4 separate regions of the Mus musculus genome follow, and regions 1, 3 and 4 are each linked to region 2. The links are chromatin loops, found by intact Hi-C in ENCODE. Cell type or tissue: gastrocnemius. All regions are shown on one strand.

What was found. Peaks named below come from ENCODE experiments on the same cell type or tissue, not always from the same donor. Only the 100,000 strongest peaks of a DNase experiment are listed, where the experiment ranks them.
Region 1: a loop joins it to region 2, with 2.8 times the contacts of the local background. A loop is called at or near these places in 9 of 42 quality-filtered maps.
Region 3: a loop joins it to region 2, with 2.4 times the contacts of the local background. A loop is called at or near these places in 3 of 42 quality-filtered maps.
Region 4: a loop joins it to region 2, with 3 times the contacts of the local background. A loop is called at or near these places in 27 of 42 quality-filtered maps.

Annotation. Positions count from the first base shown.
Region 1 is chr10:59,614,981-59,617,480 of GRCm38, forward strand. Mcu (mitochondrial calcium uniporter) reads right to left here and starts at 1,712. Exons shown (of 8, transcript NM_001033259.4): 1 at 1,544-1,712. The coding sequence starts at 1,690. In gastrocnemius, a CTCF peak has its summit at 1,013; DNase peaks (open chromatin) are centred at 1,344 and 1,768; H3K4me3 peaks cover 2,455 bases; H3K27ac peaks cover 2,273 bases.
Region 2 is chr10:59,863,752-59,866,251 of GRCm38, forward strand. It overlaps Micu1 (mitochondrial calcium uptake 1), which reads left to right. Exons shown (of 12, transcript NM_144822.3): 12 at 1-383. Among named protein-coding and RNA genes, the nearest start is that of Dnajb12, 15 kb to the right of the region's middle. In gastrocnemius, a CTCF peak has its summit at 1,524 (motif pointing left); DNase peaks (open chromatin) are centred at 22 and 1,518; H3K27ac peaks cover 167 bases.
Region 3 is chr10:59,709,466-59,711,965 of GRCm38, forward strand. The region is part of intron 1 of Micu1 (mitochondrial calcium uptake 1); the gene reads left to right. Among named protein-coding and RNA genes, the nearest start is that of Micu1, 8.2 kb to the left of the region's middle. In gastrocnemius, a CTCF peak has its summit at 959 (motif pointing right); DNase peaks (open chromatin) are centred at 30 and 959.
Region 4 is chr10:59,291,540-59,294,039 of GRCm38, forward strand. No RefSeq gene overlaps it. Among named protein-coding and RNA genes, the nearest start is that of Gm40670, 26 kb to the left of the region's middle. In gastrocnemius, a CTCF peak has its summit at 1,261; DNase peaks (open chromatin) are centred at 94, 1,237 and 2,265.

The DNA of each region.
Region 1 (2,500 bases), 250 kb before region 2:
ACACAGAGACCGGTGCATCTGAGGCACACATTTTCAAACACCACTTGAATACCACACCCAAACAGTATTAAGAACAAACTGCAAAATCGGAGGATGCTTCATTGGAAAACAAAGATAGCTCGGGAAATTTTCCAATAGTTCAGAGGGAAAAGACTGCCATCACATTTTGGGGGTGGCCTGTATGTCTTTCAGAGAACATAACTGGAGGCTATCATACATGCAAATCAGAATTGAACTATAGAAAAACTCGGCTCTCACCCAAAAGCTTTAGCAAAGCAATGTCAGTATGCCAAATATGAAAAAGTACAATCTTCTCACAAGAAGGAAGCTCAGGTCCATCACTACCACTAATAATAGCAATACTATCTTGTATTCTCAGCGCCTCGGTTCTTTTCATAGTGCGTTCCCACAATTTTATGCTACCACAGGTCTAGGGCTATCCTCTCTGCAAAGCTCTAGTCCTTTCCTCTTAGGAGACAGGGAAACAGAACAAGACAGATCATGATGCACGGGCTGAAGGCAGCACCTTCTCTATTGGGCCAGCTGCAGTGAGCCTTCTCATCACACTACACAAGTTCACCTTATGAAATTAAACCTACACTTGTTCTCTCAAGAGTTGGCCAGAGACCAACACATATGGGCCTCGAAAGTCCAAAGGAAGGGAACCTGCTGACCTGTTAGGTCAAGAACTCCATGCCAAGCTCAGGTACCATACCGCCAACACTACACATACACACGCCCCTGGGCTACTGACAGAATTCCTTCTTTGCCAAGCAATGAAACCCGGCAAGAACTGATTAATGGAATCACTAAATCTCTCCCTCTGTGAACAACTTGCCATGCCGCCTCTCTTGTGCCTGCTGCCCTTCCTTTGGGCACGCGTGCACAACCCTCGGAAGGGACCACCGGGATCTTTAAGAACCCGAGGGGATGGTGTTTGCCTCCTGAAGCAATGCAGCATCCACCTCGAGGAAGCAGAACACGCACAGGCAGGGGACCTGATCAGAGAAGGATAAAGTTTGATTTTCCTCCCTGCGTGTTCCTAGGGGGCCGGGAGAGGGCGAGGCAGCAGCCTCCTGGGGTCCCGGGGTGCTCTCCGGGGACAGTTCCCAGCAGCATGGCACTGCCACTCTCCTGACACACCGGCAACCGCGGCAACTCCGGACGCTCCAACCCGCCCAGAGGAGGTGAGAAGGGGACAACTTGCACCGGGCTCAGTTCGGGAGCATTGGAGCAAAGCTGTCAGAAACGACGGAAGGAGGGACCGAGCCCGGAGGCGGGTCAGGGAGAGGTTCAAGTCCCGTGCCTTCCCCGCCCTGGCGTCCCCAGTCCTGCGGGAACATCCCTGCTGTCGCCCCTCCTCCTCCTCTCCTGCCTCCCGCCCGCCCTGCCTTCTCCGCCGCCGCCGCAGGCGCTGAAGGACACGGCGGCTCGGTGGCCCGCCACCCCGGGGCGGCCGCGAGTTGAGGGAAGTCGCCGGGCGCCCCGGCCTGCCCGCGGCTCCCCACGCCGCCCCGCCCTCCCCGGAGCCGCGCTCGCTCACCGTCCGGTGCTGCTGGTGCGGCCGGTGGCGGCTGACGCCCAGCCCGGGAAAGCAGCCGGCAGTCAGCGCTCCGCAGCCGCCGGCGCCCCCGCCGCCGCCCCGGGAGCAGAGCAGCAGCAGGAGCGATCTACCTGCGGCGGCCGCCATCTCTCAACTGGAAACGGCGCTGGCCCAGGCAGCGCAGCGGACGGCAGGGGCGTGGCCAAGACCCGCCACTCAGCCTCACTAGGCCAATTGCAGTCCTGAGTCAAGCCTCTGAGGCGGGGCTTCCTGCAAAGTCCAATCAAAAGGCGGGAGAATCCCGGCTTCGGGCTGTCTGTCACTTCCAGAGTTACCTTACGGGCAAATTCTAGGGGACCGGTCTCTGGCGTTCGAGCCTCTGGGAATGGAGCAGTAAGGGATTGCCCGTTCGATTTGGCTAATCTTTACCAAGTGACTTGATAAGAGAGCTAGGGGAAATAGATACCTGTGCAGAGCTTGTTCCGAGTTGAGTTCTGAGTGTTCTAAGTTGTCTGCCTAAGCACCCAACTGGTCATTTTAAGGAGGTTGGCTACAACTCTCGACCGCATGTCTAAAGTTAGCATCCATAACAGATAGCATTTGGATGTGCCGAGACTAACCCTGAATTGTAAAGTTATCCAATGGCAGTGCTGTGTAGCATGGTATTAGGTAGAATGGTTGTAGCTTCAAACTCCCAGGATGAGTACCTGCCATTGGGCTGAATGAACAGAACGCTACACAATTGAAACATCTGATTCTTTTCCCCAGCACCCTTAGATCCGCATTCCTCTCTAAAAGCAACACTGTTCGTTACCATGTTTGACCTTGGTCTCCCTTTTAAAATAAACTACAAAAACAGAAGACGCCAGCAATGTAATAAAGCCATGTAAAGATGAACCAAGTTTCATAATTTTGCTAAGATAGCAAGTAGAACACAGTTGAGAATAACTTTTTTTT
Region 2 (2,500 bases):
AGGCGAAAGGAAGTGTGATGAATGATAATGCAGATGACCCTGGCACCCTGAGCTGGCAGGAAGCCTGGCCAGAGGAGGGTCTGTGTTAGCCACCAGGGGCTCCAGGAAGGCACTGTGCCCCCAGCAGAATCCAGATTCCAAGTGGCTGCTTTAAGCAGCTCTCCAGAACTTCCCAGCTCTGTGGTTTCCTCCCAGGCTCCCTGCGATGCCTCCTCTGGGACTCTGCTTCACTAGAGCAATGGCTGAGCCCCTGTCCCTGTGTCTCATCCCCTCTCTATGGACCTGTGGAGCCCAGACCCAGCTCAGAGCCTAGCTGCCCTCTGTCTAAGACACTCGTAAAATATCACTTTAATTATAGCACTTTGCAGGAAATACCCGCAAGAGCTCTGTGTCCTTTCTTTCTTTTAGGCCGTTCCTCTGGGCCCTTGTTTTTTGTCATCAGCCAGAGACTGATGCTCTCTCGTCACAAGCAACTTGAGGCAGGTACAAAAGACACATGTTTGCACATTAGGGTAGCATTGTGCCATCTCCTTTGAAGTGTTGCTTCCGAGGAACTGTCACACACAGTCCCTGACACAGACCTATGAGCATCCGGTATGTTGGATGTGCATTGAGAACCATAGCAACAGTGTTGTCTGATGGACTCGGCTCCACCGCTCAGTGGTGCTGAGCCCGGTCCCCATCTGTTCGTTCATCTGTGAAATGATAGATTGAGCTGGATGGGCCCGAAGTTCCCTCCTATGAGCCCCTGCTTCAGCTCTCCAGAACCTCCAGGGTCTGCCTCAGCGTGGGACTCCACCCTGACTCAGAACACAGCCAGGGGTGATTGGGCAGCAAGAGAGCTGGGGCCTCTGCCCACACCTGCACAGGAAAGCAGAGGTGGGCACTTCCTCTATGCCTCCCTTCCACGAGGCCGGCTTCGCTCTCCGCTGAGACGTGCCCCGTCTTCACCACTCTGCCTGGAGTCTTAAGTGCGGGCTTTGCTGTGCTGGGTGCTCTAAGCCTGAGGCATCGGTGCAGTGTAAGTGTGTCTTAAATATGACCCAGTAATCCCCGCTCACCCTCTCCCCCGTTTCCCTTCTCCAGAAAGCCATCCACGGGCTGGGTGGGACATTTACTTCCCCCCACAAGAACTCTTCAGGGGAGCGGCTGGGCTTCCTTAACCCGAGGTTCACTGTTATCCTAGGAGACCAGAAGAGGAATCTTAGAAACTGTTGCTAAGGGCAACTTAAGAATGCTCCATGATTTAAAAAAAAAAAAAAAAAAAAAAAAATTTTTTTCAATTGCTTCTAGTGCCCCACCTTGTTTCTGCTATGGCTGAAGCACATACTCTAGGGAAAGGAGGAAAGGGGAGAGGTGGACAATGGCTGCTGCCACACAGTTAAGAAGAAACTTCACGGGCCAAGGAGGCTAGTGCTAGCTCCAGGGTGCAAGCCTCGAGCAGACCAAACCCACAGGGGTCATGAGAAGTCAGGCAGGAGCAGAGACTGGCTCAGCTGTGGACTTCCAGTGCCACCTGCTGGCAGAACTGCTCAGTGCAGGAGTCCAGCTTGCCAGCAGGGCTGGGTGGCCCAAAGGCATAGCAGAAGAAACTGAGAGGATCCAACTGCAGGTGAAAGAGAGGGAAATGGTGCATTGCTCTCTGACTTAGAAAATGAATTTAATGAGTAAATGTATGTTCTTCGAGCTATTCGATGTCACCTTCACTAATCAGCAACTGTAGACGAGGCACTGAGCAAGGTCTTTGAGGAGCATGCGCATAAAGAGGAAAACAGGAAGGTGCAACAGCTGCTACCGTGAAGCAGCTTTCCATCCGATACCTATGTGTAAGCCCACACACGCTGCCGGAAGAAGAAGTGGGATTGGGGTTGGTTTGTCGTTTTGAATAGGCCTGTGAGTTGAGTAGAAGGGTCCAAAGATTGAGGAGCAGGAGGACCAAGGGAATGCAGATTCAAAGGCCAGGTCCATCCTGGAAACTGGAGTCCAGGGTTCCTAACGTGGTTTAGGGACTGATTCTGCGTTACAACAGGGAGCCAAGTGTGGCAAGCGTTGTAGCTGGCAGCACATCTGTAATTCCAAAACTAACAGGGAGCGGGGGTCGGGGTGGGGGAGGGGTGGGTTGGGGTGCAACTTTGGGCAAAAGATCACTTTGAGTTCAAAGCCAACCCAGACTAGATGGTGAAACACCGTCTCAAAGGAAAGAGTGGGAATGAAGATAACAACCATACAAAGTAACTCAGAAACCATCCATCTGGTGGACATTTGGGATTGGGAGTGTAGCACAGTGTAAGAGTTTGTGTCAGCGTGCCTGAGACCCTGGGTTCCACCACCAGCATACTTGAGTGCTCAGAACTGAGTATACTACTGGGTGTGCTTTATACAGAGGCAGCGGCAAGCTCACTGACAGCTGGACCTCAGTATGCGTGCTGTCCTGGGTTTGGTCCCTAGCACCATTTAAAAAAAAAAAAAAACCCTAAGGAAAAATTATAAATCTCCATTA
Region 3 (2,500 bases), 150 kb before region 2:
ATTTGAAGAAGCAATTCAGTTGTCAGTACTTTGGCATGGCGCCCATTGTTCCTTTAGCCTAGAGGTTTTCATTTCATGCTCTATAGAAAACAACTCTTACCATTAATAATTTTTCTTGACTGTGTGTTTTCTTAGGCTCAGATTAAAATCAGTGATAAACTCCCAAGTACTGCGCATTCTGTATTAAGATGAAGTGTTATTTATTTATTGGTTCAGAGAGTAGATTGTAGAATCATGAATGCTATTGTGGGAAATCTCAGTTTCTACTGTACAGAATTAGATAAATATTCTAACCTTGTGAATCTAGATCTCATTTACTTAAGCCTGTATTAGTTTTTTCCCATATATAGGAATATGTACATAATATATATTATATACAATATACATACATATATTAATTATTGTGCTTTTGTTTTTTTTTTTAAGGCAAAGTCTGTGTACCTCTGGCAGGCTTCAACCTTAACAGTGATCCTCCTGCCTCTGCTCCAGTTCCTCTTTGCCTGGGACTACAAATGTTCAGCACCACACCCAGTTACTTTGCTCAGTATTAAGCTATTCGCATTATTCCTGTAGCAAAGGGTAAGAAGACAGTCAGACAAGGAGTTATTAGATCTGGGTTTGTTTCTCAGTTTGTTGCTTGCTAGCTTTCTGTTCTTAAGTTGGTAACATCTCCTTTCTGGCCTGTTGCCTTTCACACTGAAATCTTGAAAATTTCTGAGATCACTTTCATCTCTTAATATTCTAGTACATTATCCCCTCCCCACTTCCTGTGCCAATCACTGTTTGAGAGGATTGGGGCCCACCATGTGCTAAATCTAGATCCTCTTGTCAAAACTGTTTGTTTTTTGTTTTTTTTATTATCTTAAGGTTTATTTATTTTTACTTTATGTCTATGTTTGCCTCTATTCATGTCTGTGCAGCATGTGCATGCAGTGCTCACAGAGACCAGAAGAGGGCGGTGGACTTCAGGAACTAGAGTTGGAGATGGTTGTCAGCATGGTGATGTTGGTACTTCCTGATAACCAAACCTGGGTCCTCTGCAAGTGCAGTACCTGCTCTTAACCACTGAGCCATCTCTCCATCCTCCTGAAGCTGGAGGTACAGGCAGTTGTTAGCTGTCATGTGGGTATTAGGAATTGAACCAGGGTCCTCTGGAAGAGCAGTCAGTGATTGTGATCTTAACCACCAAGCTATCTCTCCAGCCCCTTTTATTACCTTCTAATCTCCAATTCCACACATAGAATTAAAAAGGGAAGGATTCAAATGAATATTTAGATATCAGGAACATTATTCCCAATAACCAAAGTGGTAAAACAGCCCAAGTATCTATGGATGGAAGAGGGATGAGCAGAGTGGGGCCTGCTCTGCAATGGAATGTTAGTCCACTTTTCAAAAGATAGGAGTTGTGGGATATGCCACAACATGAATGAACCTTGGTAACAGTATACCAAGTAAACGGCCAGATGCAAAAACGCACCATTCGTAAAGGAGGGATTGGAGGAGGGGAAAGGAGGTGGAGGAGAGGGAGGAAGGAAGGAGGAAGGGATGATGGAAGAAGAAGGACGAGGAGGAAATGCAGTATTCCACTCCTGAGGAATTTTTGTATTGGAAATCCCCACAGTTTTGCATTTTTACTGGCCGTGCATCTGGGATCCTCTTTTTCTCCGTGTATTCTCTGTGTTATTTTCTGACAGTCTGCTGGGTAGAGAGTCCCAGTGTGGTTTTGATGTACATTTTCCTCCTGACTCATAATGAATATTTGTCCATTCAAGTCTTCTGCCCATATTTAATTGGATTGTGTGGAGTTGGACCAGGCTCCCCCATCCCCGAAAAAATAGACATACACCATACTCCCATGTAGCCCAGGCTAGCCTTAAACCCTGCATGTAAGTGAGGATGGCCTGAAATGCTGGATCCTCCTTTTTCTACCTGCCAAGTGCACAGAGCACAGGTGAGCACCACCAAGCATGGACAGGAGACAATTTCAGTCAGCATACAGTTTCTTAGAAACAGGATTGAGATCATGGGTTTACAATGGAATTTACATTATAAGAAAAAAAACCCTTTTATTTCCTGAATTCAACAGTATAAAGGAAAAATGAAGCCATGGCGAGAACTGCCTTCCTCTCCTGTGTCTCCCAGGACTCAGTAGTTCACATCCAATATCTCCCGTGTGGATTTCTTCCCTGACCTGTTCTCTAACACCAGCGAGGTGTCTTGTGATTTGGTTCAGGTCTGACATCAACTAGAGCAGGTGCGTCTGCACTCCTGCAGGTCAAAGCTTCAGTCCCTCTAGACTGGCCTTCCCTCCGCTCACAAGCAGTAAGCCCCCATGTTCTCCATGGCTCCTGTGTGACTGGCCCGTGCAGATCTCACACTTCATGCTTGGATTTGATCATTTGCTGCAAGAGCTGCCCAAGTCCTAGAGATGGTTCTACTTACCATTTTAGAGTATGTGTGCATGCATGCGTACATGCATATGTGTGTGCATGAATGAGTA
Region 4 (2,500 bases), 570 kb before region 2:
TGTGCCATCATATAGCATAGCACATGGGACATGCTCAGGCTGCCACATGGCAATGCTGGGACACAGCAGGGGTGCCCATGCCATCACATGGTGACCCTGGGACACGGCAAGACCAAGCACAGCCAGGCCACACACAGCAGTACAAAAGTGCAGTTCCGGGTTCTACCTCTCCTGTGGGATGCTGGTACACCGGCTCACAGGCAGGGCAAAGTCCAGAGTGGGTGGAGCCTGCAGTCTGCCCCTTCCTTCTGGGGCATCAGACACTGCTGTATGTCAGACAGAAGAGGCTGAGTCTGGGATGAATTGGTTCCACAGGGCTCTGGTGCCCTGTGGAATACTGGGTGTGTTCCAGCTCTTAGAAAAGGAATAAAGAGGTTCCAGTGGCCAGCACAGGGTGTAATCAGTCCTGAGTCCTGTGCAGAGGCTGCAATGCTGGCTGCCAGCACTCTAATGTGAGTCTCTGTGAGCAATAGGAGTCTGGCCAGGCAGGTGGGTCCAAGCTTCAAAGATGAGTGTGTGCTTGGGAGAGCGAGCCCTCGTTCAAGTGTTACAGCTCAATAAAACAACCAGTCTCAGATGATCCCTGATGAAATAGTTTGTGTACTTTATTCCATTCGGACAGGGATTATACAAGCCTTGGAGAATGGGATGGAATTTGTGGGGTAGATACATTCTATTGACTGAGGCTAAGATGCTGGTGATGTTGTTTGCATGGGGGAGAGTTCCAGGCGCTGTGCCACGTGACCAACTACCGGTGATCATCTTAGTTGGGGGTTGCGGTTATGTGCCCCAAAGCAGGCATGGAGTAGTTCTACTTCTGCTGTCTCAGATTTCCGGGGTTTCAATATGCTCCACCTCACCAGTTCCATGCCTTTCCTCTCGTGCCCAGTGCCCTACACAGAAATACAGCAGAGATGCCAATAGATACAACCACACTTCCACATCGAGGCACTGGGACACAGCACAGATGTGAACAGGCATGCCAACCCTGATAGGTGCTGGTGCTGGGACAGGCAAGCCAGCACCACCGAATGTCAGCAGTGGGACACAGTAACTGTGCAAACAGGTGGCACATATATGAACCGTCATGCCTAGGCCATAGTGTGGCAGGCCAGGGACACAGCAAATAGGTGTGCTAGTGTTACCCTGTGGTGAAGCTTTGGCATAGCAGGCATGCAAACAGGCAAGCCTTTGTCATCACGAGATGGTGTTGGGAGCTAGCAAATGTAGAGTAGTGAACCCACACCACCTTGTGGTGGCACTTGGAAATGGCACATGTGTGAACAGGTAGCCCAGGTTGCCACATGGAGGTGCTGGAATACAACAGATATATGCACAGTCTATACACACAGTCGTGCCTGGGCTGTGACATGGTGGTGTTGGACATGACATGGCAGGCTTGTGGACAGTGAGGTCCCAGCTGTCACAAAGTAGGCTAGAGCATATCATTCACGTAAATAGGAAAACCCAGGGCAATATGTGGTGGCACTGGTATATGACAGGCATGTGGCTAGTTATGCTTGGGTTATCACACGGTAGTGCTGGAACATGGCAGGTGTGCAGATAGACATGCCTATGCCATCACATAGCAGCACTGGCATATGGTAGGTGTGCAAAAAGGTGTCCACAGGATGCCACACGATAGAAGCCGACACAGCCTACCTGTGAACCAGCAAGCCTAAGCTGCCTCATGCTGAGGTGTGTGACTGTCAGGTGTGCATACAGACATGCCGGTGCCTCCACATAGTAGCCCTGTGATGTGGCGGGCACGCAAACAAGACATGCATGTGCTGCTACGTGGCAGTGTTGGGATGAATGTAGATATGAACGTGTAAGCCCATGCGTCGCCTGTATCACCACGCAGAGGTGCTGGAACACAGTAGACATTCAAACAGGAGTCTTCAAACAGGCATGGACAGGCTGGCAAGGGTGGCACTATGGTATAGCAGGCATATGAACACGCATGCCCAGGCCATCATGTGGCAAGAGACATGTGGGAACAGATGGTCCTGCATGAGCAAGGGACAATGCTAGGACACGGCAGGTATGTAAAGTGTGTAAACATGTGTTTACACATCTGTTCCACCATGTGGCATCGCTGGGACATGGCATGGTTGCCAAAAGGCTTGCCCATGCCGTCCTGTGGTAGTACTGAAGTACAGCAGGCTTGTAAACAGGCGTGTCCAGACCGCTGTATAGCAGTGCTGGGACACAGCCGGTGTGCATGCAGTCATGGCCTTACTGCTACATCATGGTGCTTAGATATGGCAGGTGGATGAACTGGCAAGCCCAAGTCATCACCCGGAGGGTACGTGTAAATGTGCCAGAGTGTGGTCAGGCATGCCTGCCTGTGCTGCCCGGTGGCCACACTTGGATCGAACACGGTATGAACAGCTGTGCTCATGCTGGCAGTGGGACACAGCACATGTGTGAACAGGCATGCCCAGGCTTCCTCATACCAGTACTGGAATATGGTCAATGGACACGCCCATGCCATCAT